Regions from separate parts of the Homo sapiens genome. Here region 2 is linked to region 1. Evidence: chromatin loops called from intact Hi-C (ENCODE). Cell type or tissue: endothelial cell of umbilical vein. All regions are shown on one strand. Each heading gives the region's core, and the rest is flanking DNA. Links, peaks and the distances in the headings are about the cores only. Region 1 overlaps KCNIP4 (potassium voltage-gated channel interacting protein 4). Region 2 overlaps KCNIP4 (potassium voltage-gated channel interacting protein 4).

Region 1 (9,490 bases), core at 513-8,512:
ACTTTGGGAGGCCGAGGCGGGCAGATCACGAGGTCAGGAGATCGAGACCATCCAGGCTAACACGGTGAAACCCTATCTCTACTAAAAATACAAAAAATTAGCAGGGCGTGGTGGCGGGCACCTGTAGTCCCAGCTACTCAGGATGAGGCAGGAGAATGGCGTGAACCCGGGAGGCAGAGCTTGCAGTGTGCTGAGATTGGGCCACTGCATTCCAGCATAGGCCACAGAGCTAGACTCCGTCTCAAAAAAAAAAAAGAAAAAAGAAAAAAAGAAAAGAAATAAAGCTTACAGCATGCCAGGTACCATGCTTAAAAAATAAAAGGGTATATTTGGAATATTGTCAGCGACCTAAGCCCTCATCCAGTTTGTAAGGAGGCAGAAAAGGGTCCTAGAGTGGCAGTCAGCTGTCAATTCATATGGACAGGGTGTATCGTGCAAATGAAGATTACATAGGTGACGATAGAGCTGCTGGAGCCCGAGGTGTGAAGTAGGAGATGGCATGTAATTTCAATTTGTTTTTTTTCTTTCTAGATATATATAAATATATATATTTATATACTCTTTTATTTTTTAAGCATAGTACCTGACATGCCGTAAGCTTTCTCTCTTTTTTAATATATAAAAAAAAATTTATATATATTTATATATTAAACATATTATATTGTATATATTGTATATATTTATATATTTTTATATATTGTATATATTTTATATATTGTATATATTGTATATATTTTATATATGGTATATATAGTATATATTTATATATATTTATATATTTATAAATGTATATTGTATATATTTATATATCATATTATATAATATATATCTAGAAATAAAAATATATATAATTAATATATTATATTATATTAATGCAATATACTATATTATATTATATTAATACAATATACTATATTATATTATATTAATACAATATACTATATTATATTATATTAATACAATATACTATATTATATTATATTAATACAATATACTATATTATATTAATTATAATAATATAATATATTATATATTATATATAGCTGCATCTGTGCTATCTATAATGTGTTATATATAATATATATTATATGGTTATATATTATATGATATAATATATATATTATATATAACCATGATATATAGAATAGTGGTTATATATATAACCAATATTAGTTATAAGGAATTGTGAGAAGAAAAAAATAGAGTATCATTGTTTCTCATCTGCTCTCTCTACCTCTCTCTCTGTCTCTCCATTTTTATAATATATATAATATATATATTTCTAGCATTTTGTCCATTTTAAGTGTTCAGTTCAGTGGCATTAATTACATTCACAGTGTTGTGCAACAGTCACTTCTATCCATCCCCAGAATATTTTTATCATCTCAAACTGAAGCTCTACCCATTAAACACTGATTCTCTATTCTTCTCTCCGCAGAGTTCCTTATCACCACTATCCTACCTTCTATTTCTATGAATTTGCTTCTTCTAAGATATTTCAAATATGTGTAATCTGAGAAAAACTAATAACAACATTCGTCCTTTTGTGTCTGGCTTATTTCACTTAGCATAATGTTTTCAAGGTTCATCAATGCCATAGCATATGTCAGAATTTCATTCCTTTTTAAGGCTAAATAATATTCCATTGTATGTATATTATGCCATATTTTGTTTATCCCTTCATCCATCAATGGACATTGGCGTTGTTTCCACGTTTGGGCTATTGTGAATAATGCTACTATGAACAATGCTGTGCAAATATCTGAATCCTTGCTTTTAATTCTTTGGGCACACACGTAAAGGTAGAATTGCTGAGTCAATGGTAATGCTACGTTTAACTGTTTGAGGCCCTACCATACCATTTTCCTCAGCAGTTGCACCACTTTACATTTCAACCAGCCATGCACTCATGTTCCCATATCCACGCATCCTTGCCAACACTTCATGCTTTCCAATTTTTGATATCAGCTTTCCTAAGAGGTATTGCATAATATCTCAATGTGATTTGATTTGCATTTCCATAATAAAAGACATGTGATTTTGAATGTTATTCTTTAAGTGATGCAGAAATATTAATCAGTTATTATTATTGCTTTCCTGTGATTCAGGCATAGGGGTACATTTCCATTTTAAAAATAAATTTGGATGTTTCCTTTAAGGCGAGGTGATTCCAGAGATGGAGAAGATGAGACTCATCCATGAATAGTGTTGGGGGAATGTGAAAAGGACTTGACAGAGTAGATATGATGGGCTTTGAGGGGAAAGGAGAATTCAAGACACCTCCTAAGTTTTTAGTATGACTTTCATGGGGCATGTGGTGGTCTTGTAGTAGAAGGACCTCTTGGATGTGAAGATAAATCCTGATCATGTTGCATTTGCTTATCTGTGAGATAGTCAGACCTAGAAGGTAGAAGCAATTATATGATTTTAAAGATCCAAAGTCTGAACTGGAGGTAAAGATGTAGATGTCATCAGAATATGGTTGATGATTGGAGGAAGCAGCATGGATGAGCTCATATAGAGAAAGTGAGGTCTGAGAATGGATTCCTGGGGAACATCAACATTTATGTAAGTTGGGAAGATAAGAAGGATTCTGTGAAGGCTCAGAGAAGTAAAGGGATAATGAGGACAGCAGAGTACTATGGAAGCTGACAAGGTAAAGAGTTTCAAAGAATTACCGATTTCACTCCATCAAATATAACAAGAATTTCTAGAAATACTAGAACTGATTCAAAACAAAGTCTCTTTATATCTTGTACTGGAACTCTGGTCTCTGTTCATTGAGTCACATCCTGTATTTAAGTTCTAAGCCCAAATTCCAATTTCAGGCACAGAATAGACACTGACATCCACCACAACAGTTTATTCAGTGTTCCTCTTTACCTGACACAAATCCTCCTCAAAGAAGCTTTATCTTGTGTAAAAGGAAATGAACATTCCTTTGAGGCAAGAGTTGACAGAACTGAAATGCCTTCCAGTGTCAAGGCTGCAGTAGCTTCCATCATGATTCATTCTGAGCCCAAAAGCTTGGTGGCATTTTCAAGGCTTCTTCTCTTATGTAGTGGTGGAGAAGAACTGGAGAGAGCTGGTCGACCCCATGCCTGGTGTCTGGGGGTCAGTGGGTCACTGAGGGGAATTTAACCCTGCCTGTAATGACTTCAGGAGCATCAAGCTGTATCCTCTGTGTTCACTGTGTGGTCAGCATACTTGACAACACTCTCCCTGGCCTCTGGTTCCCACTCTACCTCCCTGAAAGTCTTCACCTCCTAACCTAATTCCTGCAATCTTCATTTTTCCTAGGGCTGAAGAATGCAGCCACTATCTGTCATATCATCTCAGAGTGGTCTCCTCATAGCCCTACTGATGTGGAAATATGACTCATTCACATTCCATTGCTGCGTCTGTGCTACCTCCTCTGTTTAGACCCTTTCCTGCTGTCCAGAAATAGCTGAGTTTACCTTCTACCTATAATTTATTAAAAGACTTCAAGCATTCAATTTTTGATCATTTCAGTTCATTCTCAGCTTCGCAGTGAGAAGTTTCCTCTGTGCTCATTGCCTTTGGCCATAATATTCCACCCCCAAATTACTGTAATTCTCAGGATTACAGTGAGTCACACCTTGGAATTAAGGCATTCTGTGCCAGGGTAAATATGTTACCTAGAAGGGCTAGCATATTACATTGTCGTTTCCTGTTAAGATCATGGCCAACTGGTCATTATCCCATCACCAATAAGACTGTGAGAAACATAGAACAGATATGTTTTCAAAGACTGATAGATTTTCAATTTGTAAGGTTGCTTAGATATAACTTAGTTCTACTTCCTAGGTGATCTACAAACTCCTTCTTTGTGACACTAATCTGGTTACCCAGATCCTGGTTGAACATTTCCTGTGGCATAGAATGATCGATATACAAAACATACATATATCTGGAGAATCTAATGTTTAAATGTTTTGGAGGTTTTTGTTTTGTTTTGTTTTGCTTTGATTCGAGCCAAGGTCTTACTCTGTCACCCAGGCTGGAGTGCAGTGGCATGATCACTGCTTACTGAAACTTTGACCTCCTAGGCTCAAGCAATCTGATTAATTGGGACTACAGATGCACGCCACCACATCCAGTTTATTTTTTTATTTTTATTTTTGTGAAGATGTGGACTCATTATGCTGCCCAGGCTGGTCTTGAACTCCTGGACTCAAGCGATCCTCTTGCTTTGGCCTCCTAAAGCGCTGGGATTACAGGCATAAGCCACTGTGCTGGCCATGTTGAGATTCTTTACCTTGAACCCTAAACTATATTTTCTCCCTGGGAGAGCCTAGATTAAATTATATTCAAATGTTTATTGAGCACCTACTATATACCAAGCACAATGCTGTGTGTGCTGGGCACAACAGGAACCACAAGGCTTGACTCTGTTCTCTATAAGCCCATGTCCTATTGGAGTGGTGGAATGATGTATGGGAACAATATAATTGGACACCCTTGTTTAATTGTGACACCCTTGCTTCCCTTTCGAATTAGCTTAGCACATTCTTATCATGCTTTTGTTTCTCTTTGTGAAAGACTCCAAACATCGAAACTACGTTAAGACCAGTTAGAGCTTCTTTCATTATAATCCAGTTAGGAGACAATTCATCCAACTTGTCTTGATTATGCCACAGAAGCTAAGTGATTAAATCAGAATCTGAAAAGAAGAAACGAAAGCATTAAGTGCATCCAAAAATAAACTTGTTGAACCTGGGGATAGTGTAAGAGTAGGAGACTTTCTGAAAGCCACTTTGGAAATATGATTTTAATGAGATTCATTATTGTCCTTTAAGGTCAAAGTTGAAAGAGTAGTCTATCTGGCTAATATCAAAGAGGTTTAATTTTTGTTGATTTGGAGATAAAGCAAGTATAAGCTTTTCATTATAAATATGTTTTTATACTTGGAAAATAAGAAATAGAAGCAATCAGTAGTCACATATGTGCCCTGTGATCTGGTTCCTGTGAACATTTTCTATAAATTTAAATTATACGTAATCATTTATAGTCCAGAAGCAGGTGCAATGTGGATATGCAAAGCTGTTGAAATGCTATTTTTCCAAAGTTGGCTGGAAATAATACCATACACAGGAGGATGGAAAAGTACCGATGGAAATAATATTGTCCAAGTATCCCAGACCCTTCAAAGACTTTCAGAACAATAACAACTTGAGAAGTGTTACTCTTATGACTCAGTGATCAGAAGACATTTCAGAAACAAGAGTTGTATGAAATCTTGAGTCAGTCACACAAATTGCAAACGGATCTCCTGCAATGCCACTAGGAAGTGAATACGGTAGAAACAGCACTTCTAAAGTTAATGAGTAAGAATCATGTTGTGGGGCTAGCATATTTCACAAGAAAGCAAAGAAGCCAATTACTTATATATGTTTTTAATGACTGTATTTTCCTCCTCCTCTCTCACTGCCCCCAATTACAATCAAAATTATGATTCATCTTTTGCCCAATTATTTCGCTACTATGCATATATTGTTGCTACTGATTTCATCGGGAGGCATTGAGTAGAATAAATGAGACATATGTGCAGGTTATGTTTTCCAAAAGGTAACTCTCAGGACAGGGTGATCCAACGCAAATTCACTTGAAACTGCTTGGTTTCATGAACTCTTGAAGTGGTAGCATCAATTAGTATGAATTTCAAATTGGTGTTATTTTCAAATAAAAATCCAAGTGTGCAAAGACAGTCTTGGAAAGGTTAAACTAAAAAATAGGATTACTTAGGCTTTCAAATATATCTTGTGTTTCAATATTTTTACCTTAATTTACACACTAACCATACTATGCTCTTATTGCTAAAAATAAGTTTGAAAAGGTCTATATTGTAATTGGTCTCAAGACAAGTTTTACAAGCCTGGTGGTGAAGGCATCTTATTAGTCTATTATCTGTCCCAGTTTTGTTCCTGAAGCAGAATTCTCTGGTGTGATCACTTAACTTGATTGCAAAACTTGTCTCCAAAGGCAATTTTGCTATTTCCCAAAATCAAATTCATCGCATAAAGGTCAGGGATTTTCCTGGCAGCGGACGTTCGAAAGAACACGCCACAAAGTCTGCAGGCATTTTCTTTGGGGAATTAAAAAAAGGTGCTCTGCCATTCAGAAGCGTCATTAGACTAAGAGTGTGGTTCCCCAAGGGACTTCTTGAAAAGGCACCATATTTTCTTTAAATGTACAATTTCTTTTCTATTTTAAATGTTAAAAATTGGAGACATCACTTTATAGTCACATCCTGTATTCTTTCAGTGACTGGCGAAGGGGAGGGAGGGAAGTGTGGACATGTTCCTATAACAACGAATCAAAGAAGACGCCTTGTGCTTTTTCATTGTTTGGTGTTAGTGACATCTGTGACCCCCTACAGCTTTCAGAGACATCCTTAATTAGCAGTAAGTGTGTGACCTACTGTTGAAGTCCTAACCTCGAGTATGAGGGTATTTGAAGAAGAGTCCTTTGGGAAGTAATTAGGGTTGGGTTAGGTCATGAGAGTGGGGCCCTCACCAGGGACTAAACTGGCCATCATCTTCATTGTGGACTTGCCAATCTCCAGAACTGTGAGAAATACCTGTTGTTTAAGCCACCCAGTCTTTGGTATTTTGTTATGGCAGATGTAGCTGACAAAGAAAGTAGGCACACAAGTCTTTTAAAATGGCACAGACAAAATCAGGACGGTTGAATGAGAAGGAAGGTGAACGGAATTTTTCCCTGTGTGAACGTCTTTTCAGAATGCGTGCCTGAAGCAGCTCAGAGGCGGCAGCCCATTCCAGCAGCAGAGAAGGGATATGTCCTTTGTCAAGACATGTACTAAAATGCCCTAGGAACTTGGAAATAAAGGGATAAATGATGTCTTTTGAGAATGAAGCTGTAAGAATAAAATGCATTACATTAGACATGTGGTAGGAAAACTATGAGATAGTAATTAAATGCACTACAGAGGAGTTTAGGAACAACCAAATATCCCATCAAGGAAATCATGAGACAGGCTGGAAGTAACTGTAATTCTCTACATGAAAACCTAATCAAACATATATGCCCTCCATACATTTTAATTGTTTGGAAAGGAAGGAGATGGTCAACCCTTAACACAGTAAAGGAAAGAAAGTCTTTAAGGCCAAAAGAAATCAGGAGAATTCAATTTCATAATTATTTCGTTCATAATGGAGGCTCTGAACCCAGGGTTTATTGACACTCACTTGCAAAGCCATCCAAATCCATCCTGAAATTTTATTCACTCATTTATTCATTGGATAAGTATGTATTGAGTATCAACCTTTTGCTATTCCCAGAACAAATGCTATGTATTCATAACATGAATCCCACTCCTCACGCTTAGTGTTATGATGTATGTAATAGTGTGTGTATATTTGTCTTTTCTAAAAGTTCTACACTTTTAATCGGATTTTCAAATGACAAGGAATCACAGATCAATGAGCAATTTAGCTCACTCTATTTGATCATTATGATCCAGAAAACATCTGCCTCTGTATTATTTGTGAAAGATATTTTTTTTCTAGTGCAATAGTTAGCTTGCAAAATACATAAGGCAGACAGAAGAAATCCTGTGATCCTGAATTTGGGGGAGGGTGAAAGGGATGTGGGAGTCTAAGAACAAAGTGCTTGGAGAATCAGATTTTTTAAATGTGTCTCCTAATGAAATACCCAATGATTAGCACCTTACAGTTTCTTAAAAAGAAAATCCCGGCTGGGCGCGGTGGCTCACGTCTGTAATCCTAGCACTCTGGGAGGCCGAGGCGGGCGGATCACCAGATCAGGAGATCGAGACCATCCTAGATAACACGGTGAAACCCCGTCTCTACTAAAAATGCAAAAAAATTAGCCGGGCGTGGTGGCGGGCGCCTGCAGTCCCAGCTACTTGGGAGGCTGAGGCAGGAGAATGGCGTGAACCCGGGAGGCGGAGCTTGCAGTGAGCCGAGATCGCACCACTGCACTCCAACCTGGGCGACAGAGCGAGACTCCGTCTCAAAAAAAAACAAAAACAAAAACAAAAAGAAAATGCCCATAGCTGCAAGATGAAGTCACATTTATTCTAATCCATAAGTATTAATAATTTTGTAAATAATTGTATTTTTAATAAAGATTTTATAGCACAGAGCAGCTCTTTGGCAAACATAGTAGCCTAATTTCAGACAGAAACACTGGTAAAACTTAATGGCTCCCCAAAATTGTTTATCACACTTTCTAAATTACAAACCAACTAGAGAACAAAAAGGGTGGAGGAGTGTTTAAAAGACAGAATGGGGAGACGGTTTGGTAGCAAATCTTGAGAAGTGAATGCAGTTCTCCGGTGGATTCTTTAATAAAATATAACTCAGATAATTGGATGTGATTTCTTTGCTTGTTTGTTTTTGAGCTGGAAAAAATCAACAGATTTCTCTCTTCTAATCCTGCCTGCAGGTCTCAGTTCTGAGCAGTATTGCCTGGTGGAAACATTTTGGCAGCTACTGTATATTGTATGCTTAACCAGGTTTTTAATCATCCCAGACAGGGGGGACATTTTATTTCAAACTAGGAGCAGGCTATGAAATGGGAGGCTCATTAGGAACAAAAACAGATGAGCTCCAATTAAACTAACTGTTCTCTGGCAAACCCCCAGTGTCTTGGAGGGTAAATTTGTTTAACTAAAGTTTACAGAATAAACAAGTGTGCTTCAGGTGTCATTATGGAAAAGAAAGTCAAGGGATGACTCTCCGTTGGTTTCTTAGTCAGATTACTTCTCATTTACTGTCACCTGGGACTGTTCAAAATCAGGGCTTCCCTTTGGCGCCATTGTTTTCTTCTGAGATAATTACTGAGGAGTATTCAGAGCGCCATTAAATTCGGATCTCACCATTAGACTTCAGAGCTTGGTTGCCTAAAGATTACATTTCTTTCACTTGCTTTGCTTTCAGAATGACTTTCTCTAAAGTAAAAAGATGGCTACCAGAGGCTGGGAAGGGAAGTTGCTGGGTGGGTCGGGGGCAGAGTAGAGAAGATGGTTTAATGGGTACAAAAAAACTTGGAAAGAATGAATAAGATCTAGTTTTTGAAAGCATGACAGGGTGACAATAGTCTATCTAAATATCCCATATACTCCATAAATATATACATCTACTATGTAAACACAACAGTTTAAAAAATGAGTTTTTCTAAACCCTGGAACATGGACACTGCCAGTCCTAAGATCAGTCCCTGTCAGTTCCTTGTCTTTTCTTGGATGACTTCTTTCTGTACAGGTTCCGCCATATACGGTGTCTCAGGCCTTCAGGAAAACTCAGTTTCCCTTCCAAGTCTTCTAGAAATAGTGCCTTTCAACGCTGGATGACTATTACATTCACTTGAAGATCTTTAAAAATCACCAATGTGCAATCCCCATTCCCAGACCTGCTGATTTTAATTATTCAAGGGTATTTTTTTAAAGTTTTAAATTTGTGTTCATATTATTTTAAGTTCTACT
Region 2 (9,490 bases), core at 1,076-9,075, 49 kb after region 1:
CTTGAGGAATCGCCACATTGTCTTCCACAATGGTTGAGCTAATTTACACTCCCACCAACAGTGTAAAAGCATTCCTATTTCTCCACATCCTCTCCAGCATCTGTTGTTTCCTGACTTTTTAATGATCACCATTCTAACTGGTGTGAGATGGTATCTCATTGTGGTTTTGATTTGCATTTCTCTGATGGCCAGTGATGATGAGCATTTTTTCATGTGTCTTTTGGCTGCATAAATGTCTTCTTTTGAGAAGTGTTTGTTCATATCCTTTGACCACTTTTTGATGGGGTTGTTTTTTTCTTGTAAATTTTTTTAAGTTCTTTCTAGATTCTGGATATTAGCCCTTTGTCAGATGGGTAGATTGCAAAAATTTTCTCCCGTTCTGTAGGTTGCCTGTTCACTCTGATGATAGTTTCTTTTGCTGTACAGAAACTCTTTAGTTTAATTAGATCCCATTTGTCTATTGTGGCTTTTGTTGCCATTGCTTTTGGTGTGTTAGTCATGAAGTCTTTGCCCATGCCTATGTCCTGAATGGTATTGCCTAGGTTTTCTTCTAGGTTTTTTACGGTTTTAGGTCTTACATTTAAGTCTTTAATCCATCTTGAGTTAATTTTTGTATAAGGTGTAAGGAAGGGATCCAGTTTCAGCTTTCTACATATGGCTAGCCAGTTTTACCAGCACCATTTGTGAAATAGGGAATCCCTTCCCCATTGCTTGTTTCTGTCAGGTTTGTCAAAGATCAGATGGTTGTAGACATACGGTGTTATTTCTGAGGCCTCTGCTCTGTTTCATTGGTCTATATATGTGTTTTGGTACAAGTACCATGCTGTTTTGGTTACTGTAGCCTTGTAGTATAGTTTGAAGTCAGGTAGCATGATGCCTCCAGCTTTGCTGTTTTTGCTTAGGATCGTCTTGGCTGTGCAGGCTCTTTTTTGGTTCCATATGAACTTTAAAGTAGTTTTTTCCAATTCTGTGAAGAAAGTCATTGGTAGCTTGATGGGGATTGCATTGAATCTACAAATTACCTTGGGCAGTATGGCCATTTTCACGATATTGATTCTTCCTATCCATGAGCATGGAATGTTCTTCCATTTCTTGTGTCGAGAGAGTAATATCTTTCATAAGAGGCAGGCCCATGTTCATCTCAAGTAAATGTGTGGGGTATTGTGTTCATGTGACGAAGTTTAAGACCAATAATCATGCATACTTTGAGCAAGAAGACATGAAAGCTCATTCAAACTTCCCTAAGATATAGGTCATGATAAAGTAATGAGTTGCCCAGGGTCCTTTTATGACTTAATACTAGAACTTAGTTGTAGAAGCAGAATGGTACTAAGGTTAGGACACACTGAGCTTTGAAGATACACAGGTCAAATTTTTCCAGAAATGCTGCTGGCTGTGGTCCTGTGCAAATCACCAAACCTGTCTGAACCTCAGTTCTCCTGCCCATAAGATGAAAATCATCATAATACCAACTTCACAGAGTGCTTCTGAGACACAGAATAATTTTGAGACAAGCCACATACCTAGTACTCATTAAATGGTAAGCACTCATTAAAAGTGCCTAGTATTGTAACCCAGATTTTCTAATGGTTACTTTAGTGTGACTTCTTCATACATAACTATAGGTAGGAAGAATCCCAAACATTGTGAATAGAGTTGCCAAAAACATAATTTTCTTTATGCTGATTTTGAATATTTATCTTTTGTAAGTTATAATAAGCTTAGTTCTGTTACACATGAGATAGTCCATAGGTATTTTCCATTTTTATAGATAAGGAAATTTCTTCAAATTTGCTAAGTAACTTGACTACATTATGAACTAGCAATCAGTAGAATTGGAATCAACCACAGTCTTCTGAAGTTAGAGCTCAAGTTTTTTCTATGCTAGTCTTACTTTTAGTACTAAGTGTTCTTTTTTTATTTTCTAAATCTCTATGGTAAGTGAAGACATACACTAAGGTACCTGGATTAGTAAGATCAGGATAGTACATTTAGAATCAAGTACTTTCCCCAGACAGATATTTGAACATAATTAAGGATATGTGACTTTATACGTCAGCAAATGCATAGTTATTAATGGCCTGTCACAGAAATTCTCTAATGAATAAACAAGAGAATATTGAAGACCAGACAGCAATGAAGTAATTGGTGATGTGATTCCAAATTTAAACAAATTACAGGGGAAAATGCATAATGACAAAATAATTAGAAGACTGAGGCACCTGAACAAACATCCAAATCCTACATCTATCTTCCCAATATTCAGCAATCCCTAAATATCTCTGGTGCATTGAGGTTGGAATTAGCAGAAACTTCTAAACATTACTTGAGTGAAAAGTCAGAGTTAACTTTTTCCTGTTATTGTAAAGTTTCAAGGAGACACAGAGGAAATTAGCCAAATGCATTTCTTCATGACAACAGAGGTTATATAGCTAAAGCTCTCTTTGAAAATGTACCTCATTAAGAATTTGCACAGATGAGATTTTAGACTAAAAGTTTAAAGCTCAAAATAGTAAGTTAGCCTCAGTATTATTGTATCTCTCTTCTACAATGCATCAACAATAAAACTAACATATAGCTCAGCATTTATGGCTATATTTAAGGAAAAACACAAAATCAGCAAAGAAATTCTATAGTTGCAAAATCTTTGTAAAGTTCAGAGTTGACCTGCCTAGCTAATATATTTCAAATACACACATTTTACAATAATAGGAACTATTCTTGCCAATGGCTGTCTAAAATGAGTAGATACATTTTTCCATGAAAACAAATCTTCTCATTCTCCACACTCCAGAGAGACCAGAATATGTCTATTCTTTAGGGCACAAGTTAAGTCCTGGAATAATTATTTAAGGAAAGTTGACCAGTTTCTTTGTAAAATTGCTAAGATTGGAAATGGAGGGAAATTTTTTAAGTGGGAAGGCCTGGCCTGAGACCTTGTACCACGACAGTTATACCATGAGTTACCTCCTCTTAGAAAACCCATTTGTTTCATTATAAATGGTGTCAGTGGTGAGATTTCCTTATGGTGCCATGGTCTTCAGTCATGGACTTGGCTTATGTGTTCCGTGAAAACCACAGAAGTACTGCTAGTGTATCAAAAGCAATATAGGCTCTGAGATAGCAAGGGTATTATTTTGAGGCCACTCCCAGATATTGGCAGGAATATAGGATAGACAGTGAATACTTCTATTTATTCTTTCCTTCCTTTGCTTCTTTTTGAGGCTTCTTCTAAATATGGATGAGGACTATCTTCACACTTAACTATGGTGGGAAAGAATAGAGGCAAATCCCAAACAGAAGGTTAAAAGTTAAACTTAATTACATTCTTATGTTGCCTTCTCTCCATCTTCTCTTTGGTTAAATAGAATCATTTAAAGTTTTTCTTGAAAGAAAGTAAGCAACTAAGAGATTTACCCCTCTTCCTGAACCCGTACACTACTAGCCAGTATTTGTTTAATGTGCCTCCTAATTGAAAAAATCTCTCCAAAACATTTTCTAACATAATAAAGAAATCTTACTCTGTAGGTGAAAATTAGGAGCCTTGAAATTGCACTTGGATCTGTCCTATCTCATCACCAATTACTCCATATTAGCTCTAGATTTTCTTCAAAGGCTAAGAAAATTGGATATTTTAAATAAGCCAAAGATGATTATTTCCCTGGTACAGCTAAGCATGTTAAATATAGTCAACATTCACAATGCTGCTGCCTAAGGAAAATAAATGTAGTGAACATCAAACAGGCTAAACAAATGGCTCAGAATAATTTTTGTGACAGAAGCTTAACCCTGAGTAGCTGGGGAAATCATCAGAAAAGTGGATGAAGGCCAGGGCACTCAGTTAATTACCACCTCCCCCCCAAAAAAGACGATCTTGCTGAGCTTCAGGCTGAAGTGCACTTTCTTTGAATGTTGCCACAGTAATATCCTTCTTCTCTAAAGAGAATGTGGATTGCACCCATAAAGAATGATGCTCCCAGAATGATTAAATATTTGAACCACATACTTTAACTGTGTTTTTAACTTCATGTCAAAATCTAATTTCCACCCCTGTCATTGGATACTATGGTCAGGTGTTGACTGCATCGTGGGTAAGCCTCTAAGTCAGATGTGGGTTTGAATTCTTGTTCCACCATTTACACATTCTGTGTTCTCTCATGAGTGATTCCATTTTCCTGAAACTCAAGCTTCTCTATGTAAAACAGCAACCAATTTTCACAAGGTTGTCTTAAGGGCTGAGGACCTCACATGTATAAATAAGTATGTAAAATACTTATAGGTTCTAGAACATTAATAAAGCCCATAAATGGCAATTCTTTTGTAGTGTATAATCATTGATATTCAGCAATTTTTATACTTAGAGTATAATAAGTTGGAAATTCATGGAGTTCTTTACATAGATTTTAAAAACCACACTTTTGCCACATCTAACCAAACACCATGTGGAGAGGTTGGCACCCATCTTTTTTTTTATATATATATTTTACCTTGATGAAATATAACAAAGCTCAAAGAGCTGTTAAACAGAGAGTAGAGAATCAACTTGCCCCTCTACTCCAGCGCTCTCACCATGCTCATTCTCGTCTAATATTTCCCACTTATTCGCCTCCCCTGAAATCACCAGCCTGCTCTCCTGCATCCATCTGAGCTCAGTTATCCTTAAAATCATGTCTAGTGCCCTCTTATTTTTTAACCTCCTCTTTCACTGCACAAAATCCACTCTCCTAATTTCTTTTTACTTAGTTTCTACTGTGTTTATTGCATTTCTTCTCTTAAATAAAAGCTTCTTGAATGTGAGAAACATGCACTACTTTTTTTTTAATCCATAGTACACATAGCACCTTTCCTAAGAGCATGTAGGAGTTCATTAATAAATCATTGTTATTTAACTTGAAGAAATACATATAGCAGAGTTACATGACTCCCTGAGTTTTAAAAAAAAAGTGTTCATATAATAGGAATAATAATAGTTCACAAAAGGGATGATCATTTGTAATAGTGTGTTATTTTATTATTTATACTTTCTTTTTTTGTTGTTTTTTTTTTTGTTTTTTGAGACGGAGTCTCGCTCTGTCGCCCAGGCTGGAGTGCAGTGGTGCAATTTCGGCTCACTGCAACCTCTGATTCCCGGGTTCAAGGAATTCTCATGCCTCACCCTCCCCAGCAGCTGGGACTACAGGCGTGTGTCACCATGCCCAGCTCATTTTTTTTTTTGTATTTTTAGTAAAGACAGGGTTTCATCATATTGGCCAGGCTGGTCTCGAACCCCTCACCTCAAGTGATCTGCCTGCCTCGCCTCCCAAAGTGCTGGGATTACAGATGTGAGCCACCATGTCTGGCCTATTCGGAAATCATGCTCCCATTTCAATTTTGTGCAACTTAAGAGAAAAAATTTTTTATCCCCATTTTACAGACAAAGTGACGGTTAGAGAAATTGAATGACTCACCAATATTCTTCTGTCAAAATATTCTAACTAGATGTTTATACTTTATGGTAAGCCAAACTGAAATGGATAAGACATGAGTTGAACAACACTTTAGGGCTTTTAGAGATTTCACAATTTAAATGTCGTAAAGCTGAGATTGTCACTGAGTTATAAATCCTGTTATCGCTCATCTATACATTTTTCTTCACATATTTTTCAGCACTGCAACATGTCATTTGATGGTGTGCATTTTTATGTTTTTTAATTTACTTTCAAATGAACAAAATGATAAAATAAGTAAAAATTTAAGGTGTGTTTTTGAAGTAAATGGGATAGACAAACCTGGCTTGTTGGTTTTAATGCTTCCATCCATGCCCAATGTTAGTACTGTGATGTCTGTATGTATACCTGACAACATCTCTTGTTCTGACTATCAGGGTCCCTCAGAGAGAGCCAGTAAATAACATCACCTTTACCCCTACTCAGTTCTGTACAAATAAGGACTAAAACAGAAACATGGGCAACGAGAAGAAAAGGTCTCTGTTAATGATGGAAGCCAGGTGGGAGGCTTTGGTTAGTGCAAGAAGCACAAGAACCTGCAGGTTAGGTCCACAATTAGGCAGACTCAGCCTCCCAGTCGGGAGTGATGCTGACAGTCACAAAATTCGCTGTGTGCAATTAGGTGTCAGGAGTGATGCTGATGGGGATGGATCCCCAGTTCACGGTGTAGGGGAGAGTGGTCCTGCCCAGGGGACACTTAGGCTTGGAAGCAGTGGAGAATTCTGCTTCTTTGGCAATTTGCTCCCAGAAGGACAAAGAGGAGAAATTGAGCAAAGCAGGAAAGAAATTGAGCACAGCAGGAAATTTATCCTTCCTAAATTTACCCATCAGAAAAGTCATTCCTCCCCAAGGAGGAAGAAAGTGAGTCAAGTGATGCCAGGGTGGTTTAGGAAAGATACGTAGTCATGGAAACTGAAGGGGTGGGAGAAAAGGTGTCTTTGGCTATCACTGACCTCTTGATAATCTCCAGTAAAAAGTGTTAGTATTATGAGTTAATGCACATGAGCATTGTTCATTATAAACTCACTTCTAATCAAAGTATGTGCAGATATTCCCAAGTTGTGTATACAGTGCATTAGTATCTCTTTATATAGAAGTGGATATGGATATTTTGTCTATTTCTTTTCATGTCATTCCAGGGAGCACTGTTTTCTGTCCAGGGACCTCTGAGATCAGAATTTTCAGGGTAATTGATTCCTATGTTAATTTTTCTGGTTATACTTTTACATTCTCATCTTGGGACCACACCAGCGCTTTGTAGTTTATACAAGCACTCAGTTGATCACAAGGCAATTTAAATTTATGAAACACTAATGGAAATTGAGTTATCTATATCAATTTCCTTTTGTTTTTTTTAAAACTCTGTGTATGTTCCAAATGCACACTCTTTTTCATTTCCTGTGGTAGTTTGAATTGTTGCCTTTGCTGAGTTTTGGGGCTTTTTCATTCTTCGCAAGAGATCAGTGTATTCATTTCTCAAAACCATAAGATTCTTTTAAACTCTCAGAAATCAGGCCTTTTTGCACAGAGGCATGATCTGTGATAGAACATTAGGATGGTGGCTGGATAAAGTTAGATAGCTTTTTAATTCAGGATGTTTTCTTTATTTGAGCTACCTACCAGAGATTTTTTTTCCTTTTGTTTGTTAAGTAATCCAAAAATAAAAGTAATTTGTTCTTTCACATTTTGTGATTTGCCTTGCATATTATTTTTGAAAAGATAGAAAAAATAAACATTTTTTACTGAGCTCTTAAGTTCTATTTTCCTTTTCCTTAGGCCTTTTGTTTTTGTCCAAGAAATTCATATTTAATTATGAAGTGGAAAAGCAATAGGAAAATATCCCTCAGTATTCAGAAAGTTATTAAATAAGCAAATATTTAAGAGCATCCCTTGTTTGTGAAGTAAATTACACCAAAGTGCAAAATGCATTTTCGAAACTGCAAAAACTCTGATATAAGTGCCTCCTACTCATGATCAGTCTCCAATGTCTTATTAGAGACTTCCTTAATCTTTCCATTTAAAACTGCACACCTCTTGCCCCTTCTTACAGGACCCTCTGACTCCCTTTCTTTTTTCTTAATAGTACCTCATTACCTTCTAATAGACTGATTTTGTTTAACATCCATTTAGTTGTTGTTTTCATTTCTGGTTCACTAATGGATTCCTAGCACCTAAAACACCAGCACTTTGTAGGTGCTGCATATTTATTGAATGCATGAGTATGTTTTCATCAGAGTTTAATGGATATTCGCCCCTGCTAAATGGGGTCCTTCTCAGGACGAGGGGATTGCCTTGCACAGATTTCCATTCCTTGCAAACTTCCTTGTGTGAGTTCCCACTCCCTGTGCATGAGGTGAAATATTTTCTGGTGCATTATCTGCCAGACTGGGCACAGGGGGCAGAGCAGGAACAAGAGCCAAGTGTCCGTGAGCAGAAGGCGAGAAGAGGCAGCTAATGGCGTTTTCAGCAAATGAGAAACGACAGATTTTTTGCTGCTTTCCTGGCTGTGCCTAATTTTGTCAAAATGCTTCTGAAGAAAGTCATTTAATAGAAACCTGGCCAACCATATCCACCTCTTCTTGCTTGAATTCTTTTTTAAAAACTCTGGAGGGCATAAGCATGCTTACAAATACTTTTGACTCCCTATAAAATACTTTAAGAAAATAAGGGGAGGCTTATTGAAGACACTCCAATTTGGGACAAGGGGGCATTCAAACTCAGTCCTGGAACACATGCTTTTATCATATGTGCTCCTCATTTCATCCTAACTATCTGAAGAACTAAGGAAGAAATATGCAAAAAATAAACACTGTTGACGTATTTATTTGTTATGGAACTTTTCTTATTTTTTTATGCACAGTCTGTCTACTCTATGCCTGATATTAAGCCAGACAATGGTGATATTAAAAATGAAATAATGGCAAACACTTAACTGAGCCTGGTGCTTGGTGCTTTTCAAAGCACTTTGTATTTTATTATCTTGTTTAATCCTTACAATAATTCAAAGAAGTGGATATTCCCATTTTCCTCATCTTACAGATTATGTTAAGGATTGCACCCAAGGTTACACAGCTGTGAAATCAGGGTTTGAGCATACATGGTCTCCTTGCAGAGCTCATTATTAACAACCACATTGAACTCCGTTAAAGATAAGGTTTCTGTGTTGAAGGGTTCAAGGTGGGAAGAGAGATACACAAACAGAAACCTCATAAAATGCGATGATAGTGGTGTAATTAAAACAAAAGATAGAGCAACTAACTGTTTACTGGAGCTGGGGAATGCATCAGAGAGAGAGTGAGTGTGTCATGAGATTTTAGGGATGATTAACAGTTTTCCAAGTAGAAAAAGAAGAAAAATACCTAGGATAGAAGGAGAGAGAATTTTAATAATCAGTCTCCTCTGTGAATTAGCATATACTAGCTTTCAACAATTCTCATCCATACCCTTTCTTGCAGATACAATTTTAGCATTTTGGGGCCAAGCCTTAAACTTGTGTACAATTTCAGCATTTTGGAGCCAAGCCTTAAACCTGTGTCACTGTCTGAAACCATAGCAAGTTAAATGCTGTCTAAGTACATTATAGGGTAGCAATTGTAATAACAGAAGACAGTAAACACGTGCTGCTAAAGGCAATTATTTCAAAGTACAGTCATTTATTTTGGCTACCTGTAGTAGGGGGCCAAGAGGTGAACCATGTCACCCATTTGGCCTGTGACTATCCTCTCTTATGCTACTCTTGGATAGCAGCCTTAGTGCACATGAAAAATACCTCATTTTCAATCTTCCTTCCCTCTTCAGTGTTACCGACTAAACCTCCTCCAGCAGGCAGTAAATGGAACCTTTTCCATCTGGCCAAAGTAATAATTTAGAGATTTGTATACACCCACTGATTTCAACATGCTCCACAATGGTTGGATTTCAATTTTGCTTGACATCTCACAGCTGTAAAGGTTAATCCCCAGCGCTGTCTCAGCAATGTCAATTTTTTCATAGGCTGTGTATGT

What was found. Hi-C counts contacts between places; a loop is a spot of excess contacts. Peaks named below come from ENCODE experiments on the same cell type or tissue, not always from the same donor. Only the 100,000 strongest peaks of a DNase experiment are listed, where the experiment ranks them.
Region 2: a loop joins it to region 1, with 4 times the contacts of the local background. A loop is called at or near these places in 3 of 110 quality-filtered maps.

The regions. Positions count from the first base shown.
Region 1 is chr4:21,007,070-21,016,559 of GRCh38, reverse strand. All of the region lies in intron 1 of KCNIP4 (potassium voltage-gated channel interacting protein 4), which reads left to right. Among named protein-coding and RNA genes, the nearest start is that of PACRGL, 310 kb to the right of the region's middle. RefSeq lists a silencer at 3,480-3,774. In endothelial cell of umbilical vein, for the core only: no CTCF peak of the experiment used is centred there; DNase peaks (open chromatin) are centred at 3,529 and 5,249; H3K27ac peaks cover 3,262 bases.
Region 2 is chr4:20,958,891-20,968,380 of GRCh38, reverse strand. The region is part of intron 1 of KCNIP4 (potassium voltage-gated channel interacting protein 4); the gene reads left to right. Among named protein-coding and RNA genes, the nearest start is that of PACRGL, 260 kb to the right of the region's middle. In endothelial cell of umbilical vein, for the core only: no CTCF peak of the experiment used is centred there; no DNase peak of the experiment used is centred there.